Linked DNA regions of Homo sapiens: region 1 is linked to region 2. Evidence: chromatin loops called from intact Hi-C (ENCODE). Cell type or tissue: heart right ventricle. All regions are shown on one strand.

The links. Peaks named below come from ENCODE experiments on the same cell type or tissue, not always from the same donor. Only the 100,000 strongest peaks of a DNase experiment are listed, where the experiment ranks them.
Region 1: it touches region 2 in a loop (2.0-fold over the local background); 38 of 110 quality-filtered maps call a loop at or near these places.

The regions. Positions count from the first base shown.
Region 1 is chr9:124,932,455-124,937,454 of GRCh38, forward strand. The region is part of intron 3 of GOLGA1 (golgin A1); the gene reads right to left. Among named protein-coding and RNA genes, the nearest start is that of GOLGA1, 6.1 kb to the right of the region's middle. In heart right ventricle, no CTCF peak of the experiment used is centred here; no DNase peak of the experiment used is centred here.
Region 2 is chr9:124,866,476-124,871,475 of GRCh38, forward strand. ARPC5L (actin related protein 2/3 complex subunit 5 like) reads left to right here. Exons shown (of 6, transcript NM_030978.3): 3 at 1,953-2,964. The coding sequence starts at 2,816. Among named protein-coding and RNA genes, the nearest start is that of ARPC5L, 6.8 kb to the left of the region's middle. RefSeq lists enhancers at 1,991-2,070, 3,471-3,910, 4,371-4,420 and silencers at 2,371-2,940, 3,201-3,250. In heart right ventricle, no CTCF peak of the experiment used is centred here; DNase peaks (open chromatin) are centred at 2,231, 2,656, 2,987 and 3,947; H3K4me3 peaks cover 3,216 bases; H3K27ac peaks cover 3,403 bases.

The DNA.
Region 1 (5,000 bases), 66 kb after region 2:
GCAGCTTTACCACTTACGAGCTGTAAGAACTTAGGCTCATTACTCAACTTCTCTGTGCACTGGTTTCCTCATTTGCAATCTGTGATAACAAACAGCATTTGCCTCACAGAGCTGTGATGAGGATTAAGTAAATCAATACTTGTCAAATCCCTAAAACACAGCCTGGCACATATTAGCTTTAATATGTGTCATCTATTACTAGTTGTCTTAGTCTGTTTGAGTGCTATAATGAAATGCCATAGAATGTGTGACTTATAAACAACAGAAATGTATTTCTCACAGTTCTGGAGCCTAGGAAGTCCAAAATTAAGGTGCCAGCAGATTTGGTGTCTAGTGAAGACCCACTTTCTGGTTCATACATGACACCTTCTAGCTGTGCCCTCACATGGTGGAAGGGGCAAGGCAGCTTTCTGGGGCCTCTTTTGTAAGAGCACTAATCTCATTCATGAGGGTTCCTCCCTCATGAGCTAATCATCTCGGAGACGATTCACCTCCTCATTCCATCACTCTAGTGATTAGGTTTCAACATATCAATTTTTGGAGACATACATTCAGACCACACCACTAGCAGTATAAGAAGCTGTTATGATTATTACTGTTAGTGAGACATAGGAGACATCCTATGTCTCACTACTGTGCTAAGCACTAGGAATAGTGGTGAAACAAAGAGCTCCTATCCAAAATAACAGCAGCAGCAGCAACAGAAGCTAATTATGAAATGCTTAGAGCCAGACGCCATGCTAAGTGCTTTAGATTCTACGCAGAAGAACTGACATTACAGGCCTCAGACTGTTATCCTTAGAAAGGCCTGCTTTTAAGGTTGGTCCTTGGCTGGCATCTGGGAACTTAGATTTTGGGAGGGTTCCCATCATTCTGTTAAGAATGGCTCATTGTGCCTAAAATGTTTGTGCAAAAATATGGGTTTATGCTGAATACCTGGTTTCCTTCTGGAGTCTGGATTATTTATTTATTTATTTATTTATTTAGACAGAGTCTCGCTCTGTCACCCAGGCTGGAGTGCAGTGGTACAATGTTGGCTCACTGTAACCTCTGCCTCTTGGGTTCAAGAGATTCTCCTGCCTCCTGAGTAGCTGGGACTACAGGTGTGTGTCACCATGCTCAGCTAATATTTGTATTTTTAGTAGAGACAGGGTTTCGCCATGTTGGCCAGGCTGGTCTCAAATTCCTGACCTCAACTGATCCATCTGCCTTGGTCCCCCAAAGTGCTGGGATTACAGGTGTGAGCCACCCTGCCTGGCCTGGATTCTGGAATTTTGATACATAGTAGGCAGAGGGTGTTCACATGACCAGTCCCCAATAAAAAGCCTGGACACTGAGTCTCTAATGAGCTTCCCTGGTAGACATTTTACATGTGTTGTCACAACTCATTGCTGGGAGAATGGAGCATGTCCTATGTAATTCCACTGGGAGAAGAATCTTGGAAGCTTGCACCTGTTTCCTCCAAGCTTTTCCCCATGCACCTTTTCCCTTTGCTGAGTCTGTTTTAGATCCTTTCACTGTAATAAATGATAGCAGTGAGTAAAACTATATGGTGAGTCTTGTGAGTCCTCCTAGTGAATAATTAAATCTGGGGATGATCTTGGGGATCCTTGACACACATACTTTAATAAAGGTAGATACAGTTCCTATCCCCATTTTATAGATGTGAAAAATAAGGCAAGGAAAAATGAAGAAATTTGCCCAAAGTCACATAATAATAATAGAGCAGATATGACTCTATAACCTGACCTGAGTTCCTAAGGGCTACACTTTATTGTCTTTCATGAAACTCCCAGTTCAGTGGAAGAGACAAACAAGCAAATCATCAATAATAATGCAGTACAGCAGGTGCTATTACAGAGGTTAGCAGAAGACAAGGCACCAAACAGCCAGGAGGGGTAAAGGGTAGGGGGCTGCCAGAGGAGAAGGTCAGGTCAAGGGAGTTTGCTGGAAGTAACACATGAGCTGAGTCTTAAGATGCACAAGAGTCTGTCAGAGGAATGCAGGAGTGAAAGGGGAAATGAGACATTCTAGAGAGAGGAAATAGCATGTGCAAAAATTGTAAGCATGAAAGAATGTGGTCCATTCTAGAAAGTGCAATAAATTCAGTCTGGCTGTGGCACAGGGTGTAGCAAAGTACAGTGAGATAATGCTGGCCATATAAGCTGAGAGAAGACCATGACAGTTTACCATTATGCTATAATAATGAGTCTGTACTTCATCCTGAAAATAATGGGGAAGCCACTGAGTTTTATGAGTTTTAAGTACTGGAGAGACATGAACAGATCTGCTTTTAGAAAGATCACTTTGGGCTGTGCACAGTGGCTAGCACCTGCAGTCCCAGTACTTTGGGAGGCCAAGGTGGGCAGATCGTTTGAGCCCAGGAGTTCGAGACCAGCCTAAGCAACATGGCAAAACTCCGTCGCTACAAAAAATACAAAAATTAGCTGGGTGTGGCGGCACGTGCCTGTAGTCCCAACTACTCACGAGGCTGAAATGGGAGAATCGCTTGAGCCCAGGAGGTTAAGGCTGCAGTGGGCTGTGATCGGGCCACTGCACTCCAGCCTGGGTGCCAGAAAGAGATCCCTGTCTCAAAGAAAAAAAAAGGTCACTTTGGGGACAGGGAACCCAGATAGACTACAAGTTTGTCCCAGAAAGAAAGGCAGCTTGAAATCAAATGATAGTATAGGTTGAGTATCTCTTGCCCAAACAGTTTAGGATCAGAAGTGTTTTGGAGTTTGGATTTTTTCAGATTTTGGAATGTCTGCATATACATAATATAATATTTTGGGGATGGGACCCAAGTGTAAACGTGAAATTATGTTCCATATACGTTTTATACACATAGCCTGAACATAATTTTATACAATATTTTAAATGATATGCATTAAACAAAGTTGTGTTAAGTATTTATGTGTAAATTTTCCACTTGTGGCCATGTTGGCGCTCAAAAAGTTTAAGATTTTGGAGTATTTCAGATTTCAAATTTTCAGATTAGGGATGCTTAACCTCTGCTAGTAAATGTACTACTAGAAGATGGAGTAGGGAGGCAAGTTTGAGACATTTAAGAAATGAAAGCTGCCTGTAATCCTAGCACTTTGGGAGGCCAAGGCAAGAGGATTGCCTGAACTCAGGAGTTCAAGACCAGACTGGGCACACGGTGAAACCTCATCTCTACTAAAAATACAAAAAACTAGCCAAGTGTGGCGGTGTGTGCCTGTAGTCCCAGCTACTTGGGAGGCTGAGTGAGGCAGGAGAATTGCTTGAACCCAGGGTCCAGCCTGGGCGACACAGCAAGACTCTGTCTCCAAAAAAAAAAAAAAAAAAGAAAGAAATAGAAGCCATAATACGTGTTGACTGATTGGACACCAAGAAGTGAAAGGAGGGAAGAGCCTAAAATACCTCCAGGGTTTCTGGCTGGTGACTTGGGAAGATGAAGGTGCACATTTGGAGATGGAAATAATGAATTCAATTTTGTTCATTTAGAATTTGAGATGCCACAGAGGAGGGATCTGTTTGGAGAAACATATGCAGTTGGATATAAGGGTCTGGAGATAGGAACTGAGGATCAGGCTGTATTAAGTTCAAAACTTGAGAAACCCCAAAATAAATTACTTCCTGAATCTGGGTCAATCTCTGTATTTGGAATACATTACTAAATAAAAGACTTCATTTAGGGTGTCAGCATGAAGGCAAAACAGGTCCATCTGTCACAGAACCCAGCCTTAAAACTACATCCTTCAGCCCGATGCTCAAATGTGTGCTTATATTTCCTCTTAAATATAGGAGCCAGTGATAATGTAGATCTGGTAATCTTATTGCTCCATCCCGATAACCTAATAACTTCTGCCATGTAATCTGACCTGGGATCCAGGCAGTACAAGAAAGCAGGAGGAAGACTCATCTGACAACGGAAACAATTCAAATGTCTATCGCCAGGAGAAGACAGACATTAAATGTGGCCTTTTCAAATGCTGGGATCTTTTTTTTAAAAAAAATCTTTAGAGACAGAGTCTTGCTCTGTTGCCTAAGCTGGAGTACAGTGGCACGATCATAGCTCACTACAATCCCAAACTCCTGGGCTCAAGCGATCCTCTTGCCTCTGCCTCCCAAGAAGCTAGGACTACAGGCATACCACCACCAACCAGGCAAATTAAAAAAAAAAAAAAAAACTTTTGTAGATATGCAGTCTTGCTATGTTGCCCAAGCTGGTCTTGAACTTCTGGCCTCAAGCAGTCCTTCCGCCTTAGCTTCCCAAAGCATTGGGATTACAGGCGTGAGCTTCTGTGTCCAGCCTGGAATCTTATACAGCAGTAAAAATAAATGAACCACAGCTTCCTGTAACATGGATGCATTTTATAAGCATGTTGAATTAAATTTTAAAAAAGGAAATCCAAGAAGTCTACAGTGTGCAACTTTTATAACTTCAAAAACAAGCAGTATTAAATAATAAATTGTTTATGAATACATACATATCTGGTAAGATATTTTAAAAAGCAAGTAAATGAAAAATACAAAATTTAGAATAGTGGTTATGCTATCCTAAATTGGGTAGAGGAAATTGGAAGAAACATATAAGTGGCTTAACAGAATTGATAGTGTTCTATCTCTTCAGATGAGTGATAGATTTACTTTATGCTTTATACTTTACATATATATTACATACATTCTTTTATATATATATCCAGCATTATAAATGAGTTTTAAAGAAATTTATTGCCAAGTGTGGTGGCTCACCCCTGTAATCCTAGCACTTTGGGAGACCGACGCGGGAGGATCACGAGGTCAGGAGTTCCAGACCAGCCTGGCCAACACAGTGAAACTCTGTCTCTACTAAAAATACAAAAATTAGCTGGACGTGGTGGCGGGTGCCTGTAGTCCCAAGCTACTCAGGAGGCTGAGGCAGGAGAATCGCCTGAACCCGGGAGATGGAGGTTGCAGTGAGCCGAGATTGTGCTGCTGCACTCCACCCTAGGTGACAGAGCGAGACCCTATCTCAA
Region 2 (5,000 bases):
CTTTGGGAGGCCGAGGTGGGCAGATCACCTGAGGTCAGGAGTTCAACACTAGGCCAGCCAACATGGAGAAACCCCGTTTCTACTAAAAATACAAAATTAGCCAGGCATGGTGGCGCATGCCTGTAATCCCAGCTACTCGGGAGGCTGAGGCAGAATTGCTTGAACCCGGGAGGCAGAGGTTGCGGTGAACTGAGATAGCCCCATTGCAGTCCAGCCTGGGCAATAAGAGCAAAACTCCGTCTCAAAAAAATTAAAAAAAAATTTACCCAGCTTGTTCCCACCATCCTCATTGGCCCCTGCCTGGTTGGGCTACCACTGTCTGTCCCCTGGATGGTTGCTGTCACCATCTAAATCACCTCTCTACTTTGGTTCTCGATCCCAGATGTGTTCTCAATACAGCTGCTTAGAAGGCCCTTTTCAAACAATTCAGACTTCTGATCTATTACTGTTCTGCTCAGAATTTCCAGGGCTGTCCCATTTGAATTAAGACTGAGTCCTTTCCTCGGCCTACAGAGCCCTACTCTCCTCCCAACCCCCACCTCATCTCTCTTCTGTTCCTGGCTGTTTCTCGAATATACTGAGCCCACCCCAACCTCTGAGCCTTCGCTTAGTTGCCTCCTTCATTTCCTTCCAGTCTCTGTCTAGTGTCACCTCCTCAGGGACACCTTTTTTTTTTTTTTTTTTGAGATGGTATCTCACTCCATCGCCCAGGCTGGAGTGCAATGGTGTGATCTCAGCTCACTGCAACCTCTGCCTCCTGGGTTCAAGCGATTCTCCCCGCTCAGCTTCCCGAGTAGCTGGGATTACAGGTGTGCGCCATCATGCCTAGCTAATTGTTGTGTTTTTGTAGAGATGGGTTTTCACCATGTTGGCCAGGCTGGTCTCGAATTCCTGACCTCAGGTGATCTGCCCCCTGGGCCTCCCAAAGTGCTGGGATTACAGGTGTGAGCCACTGCGCCCGGCCAGGACACCTCCTTTGATCACTTTATCTAAGGCACACTCAGGCACTGCATGGTTTTTTTCCCTCTCAACACTGTCAGCCCTGACATCGTATAATATGGATTTTTAAATTGTGTCTCCCTGGCTGGAATGAAAGTCCATGACCATGAGCTGGGACATTATTCCATTTACTAGTTTCTTTGGGGGCTGTTTCTTTACTTGTAAAATGGGCATTTCTGGGTTCAAGTTCCTTCTGACCAGGATGTTCTGGGGATATGAATTTCTGCTGTCTCGTGGCAGACCTGAATCACAAATATTTTTTCCCAGATATGGAACTGTATTGCAGGTGGGCTTTGCATGTTTCCAGGACCCCTGAGACTTTTCTTTTCTTTTCTTTTTTTTTTTTTTTTTTGAGACGGAGTTTTGCTCTTGTCGCTCAGGCTGGAGCGTAATGGCGCGATCTCAGCTCAGTGCAACCTCTACCTACCGGTTTCAAGCGATTCTCCTGCCTCAGCCTCCCGAGTAGCTGGGATTACAGGCATGCGCCAGCACGCCCGGCTAATTTTGTATTTCTAGTAGACACGGGGTTTCAGCATTTTGGTCAGGCTGGTCTCAAACTTCTGACCTCAGGTGATCCGCCCACCTCGGCTCCCAAAGTGCTGAGGATTACAGGCAGAGACTTCTTCACCACTAGTTTCCCACTATGGGAGTCTGTATCCTTACCACCGAAGATAAGGTTGCATCATAGTCTGGCAATATTTTTTTTATCTTTAGACACAGTTCAATGAGAGGTATTCGAAGCAGCAAAAATGAATCACATTCCAACTACTGACTTTTATTAAAAAGAGTACTATTAGATGAAAATAGTTTTCACACTATTATATAAAAAGACCCATTTTACTTACCCTAAGGCTAAGATCAATTAACAGAACCCCTGGGATAACAGCCCAGGCACCAAATCTGGCACCTCAGAGTCGTCCTTGACTTCCCTAAACCGCTTTCCCCCATCTCAGATTCTGAGAATTTGGTTTCTGTCAAGATGTGCCTCTCCAGCCAGGCCTCTCCTGCCAGGACGGTGGCCACAGGGCCATCTCCCTCTCCTGGCGCCCCCAACTGCCTGGCCAAGGTGACTGCTACACACGTGGGGTCGCAGAATCCCTCGAGTCACAACGTCTTCAACGTCTTGTCAGTCCCGTGATCGCACTAAACGTATTTAAAGCCCCCTACTCCTTTAAGAGGGTCACCTCTGTGTACAGGCGGCCTCCTCGTACTAAGTGTGGTGGCGTTCAAGGCTCCGAGACACAGGCGCCTCCCGCGCCACTCCCCGGGCACAGGAACTCCTACTCATCCCTCAGTCATCAGCTCGAAGGTTTCTTCTCCAAGAAGCCTGCCCGGCACTCGAGAAGTAGAGCCGCGAGCCTTCTCCCGGGGGCCCAGCCTTCCCCAGTACCGGCAGGGATCACCCCGGGAGCACGCGCCCGGCCCCGCTGAGGCCAGGGGCTCCTCGGAGGCGCGGGAAAGCCGGGGAACCAGCGCAGTTACGGCACACACGAGGCGGGGCCTGCACAGATGCCGGGCGCCCGATCCTCAGTGACAAAATAGAGACTCCGTGGAAGGGACACTGAGGTGGGGGAGGCTGCGGTGATCCCATACCGCACTCCAGGTGCCAGGCTCCGCCCCGCCCCTGACGGCGCTTCCGGATCCGGCGGGTGCCGGAAGTGGGCGGGCGGCGGCGGCTGCGCGCGGAGGCGGTGGAGGAGGTGCTGGGAGCAGCCGGGCAGCCGCTTCCCGCCCCCGAGCAGGAGCCGGTGCGAGCGGAGCAGAGCCGAGGTCGGGCCGCGAGCGGAGCCGGCTGAGCGGGCGCCGAGCTCCCGCCATGGCCCGGAACACGCTGTCCTCGCGCTTCCGCCGGGTGGACATCGACGAATTTGACGAGAACAAATTTGTGGACGAGCAGGAGGAGGCGGCGGCGGCGGCGGCGGAGCCAGGCCCGGACCCGAGCGAGGTGGACGGGCTCCTGCGGCAATATCCTTCCCTGACGCGGCGTCCGGGCCTGCGCGCGGCCTTCTCACCTTCCCACCTTCCCACCTTCTCGGGCCCTTTCGGGCGGGCCTCCCCTGTCTCCGACCCTTGGCCCCCTCAGGTCAGCCTCCAGCTCCCTGCCGACCCGGCTTCCCTGGGCCGTGCTCCCTTGAGTCCCAGTCTCCCTGGGTCCCTCGTCCCCAGCCCTGGCGCCTTCTTCTGCAGCGCCGTCCCGCAGGCCCCTGGACCCGGTGGACGGGCTCCCTCGGCACCCCCGCAGGTCCCGCGCCCTCTTCCCTCCTTGCCTCCTCGTCCCCTCACGCTGTCCCTTCCTTGGGGCCCCAGCACTCCGTCCCTCCCTTGCAGGAAATCGGGCCTATGGCGGGGCTGGGTCGGCGGCAGGGCGGAGGTGAGCCGCATCTGAGTAACCGAGTGATCGGGGAGGCTGGGGCGCGGTCCTCCGGGGCCCGATTGCTGCATGGCGTGAAGATAGGTGGGTGGACGGCTGTGGGGAAGACAGAACCCAGGAGGGAGTGGAGGCGGCCGCCGTATTTCAGCCCTGGGGTCTGAGATTGTGTCTCTCTTCCCCCAGTCAGTCTAACCCTCCCGCTTAATGCTGAGAAAGGGGGACCCTGTGGTTCCCCTGGACACCTTGGTGGTCTCAGCCACGCTCAACAAGTGAGTCTTGGCTCCCCCCAGTACCCTTCTGGTGCAGGAAGCAGCGGAGAAAACTAGTAGTTCAGAGCTAAGAAAAACCAGACACCTTGAAGCGAAGTGTGAAAGTGGAGCCCCACGCCTGGAAATGACTGTTCTTGTGGCCACAGAAAACAGCATTTAGAAAAGATTAAAAATAGAGGTGATTGTCACAGCCTTGCTTGGTCCTTTAGCAGTATGAGCGCAGGAAACTGACTTATTCTCACCGGAAGGATTTTTCTTTATTCAAATGGTGTTCCAGGAAGCCTGTCCCCTCCCCCCGCACGGGTGGGGGCAGGGTTGGAGGCCCATGCTGTACATAAATCAGGTTCTCGGTGTTGAACCAGTTGACTCAGCTTGGAAAGTGGGGCCTGCTGCTTTAGGGGGAGCCCGGCAGTGCTCCTGAGTGTGCCTTTAAACCGAAAACCTTCAGACTTGATTTGAACAGGAATGTGTTTTCCGAAGTGGAGATTCAAGCTTGTAATTCCTGCCCCATCAGGATCTCCCAATCCACCCTCCTTATGAAATGGGGTCAAGGGAAGGGTCCCCAGGAGGGAAGGTTGGTTGTAGTCTGGTGTAGGGCCTAGTTCATGGACAGTCAGTGCTGAAAGGGGCTCCAGGGTCAGGCCTTTGGCCCAGGACTCTCATTGAACAGATGAGATCAAGCCTGTCAGCTGCTGCCTTGGTCTGGGTGCAGAACCTTGTTGAAGGTCATGTCTTGGGACTCCCCTGCCTGGTGACAGGTTCCTTGAGGCTGCTTAGAGGCCTGGGCTTAGCACATCCAGGGGATGGTCGTTTCTCCATTCATGGCAGCGTCAGAAGCGTCAGAAACCTTGTTACCATGGAGAGTGCTCCACTTGGGGTTGGGGAAAGGGAGGTTAACGGATAAAGGTAACTGAAACCCTGGCAAATACGGGGCCCAGGTGGAGGAGAATGGAACTGATATTTATTGAGTCTCTATCATGTACCAAGAATCGGACTTATATTAGACCATTGAGGACAGGGGAGCAGGGAGAGGGATAGATGGATTGGGGTTGGGGAGGGCAGAGAGGGGCCCTGTCCTGGGGCTGTATAGGGAAGTGTGTGTGGCAGGAGATGACACAGATGGAGTAGAAGGAACCCGGCTGTGCATCTGCGCACACCCTGCACTACCATGCTCTGGCTCTGTGACCTCGGATAGGTCGCATACCCTTTCACAACTCAGCATCTTCTGTTACGTGGCGGACAGCCATGCTGGCTTCCTAGATTCCGTGGGAGCCTCATGGGCTAACATCAGCATCACTGGGCACACAGCAAGTGTCCTGGACATGCAGCTCGGGTCTGCAGATAGAGCGGCAGCATGGGAT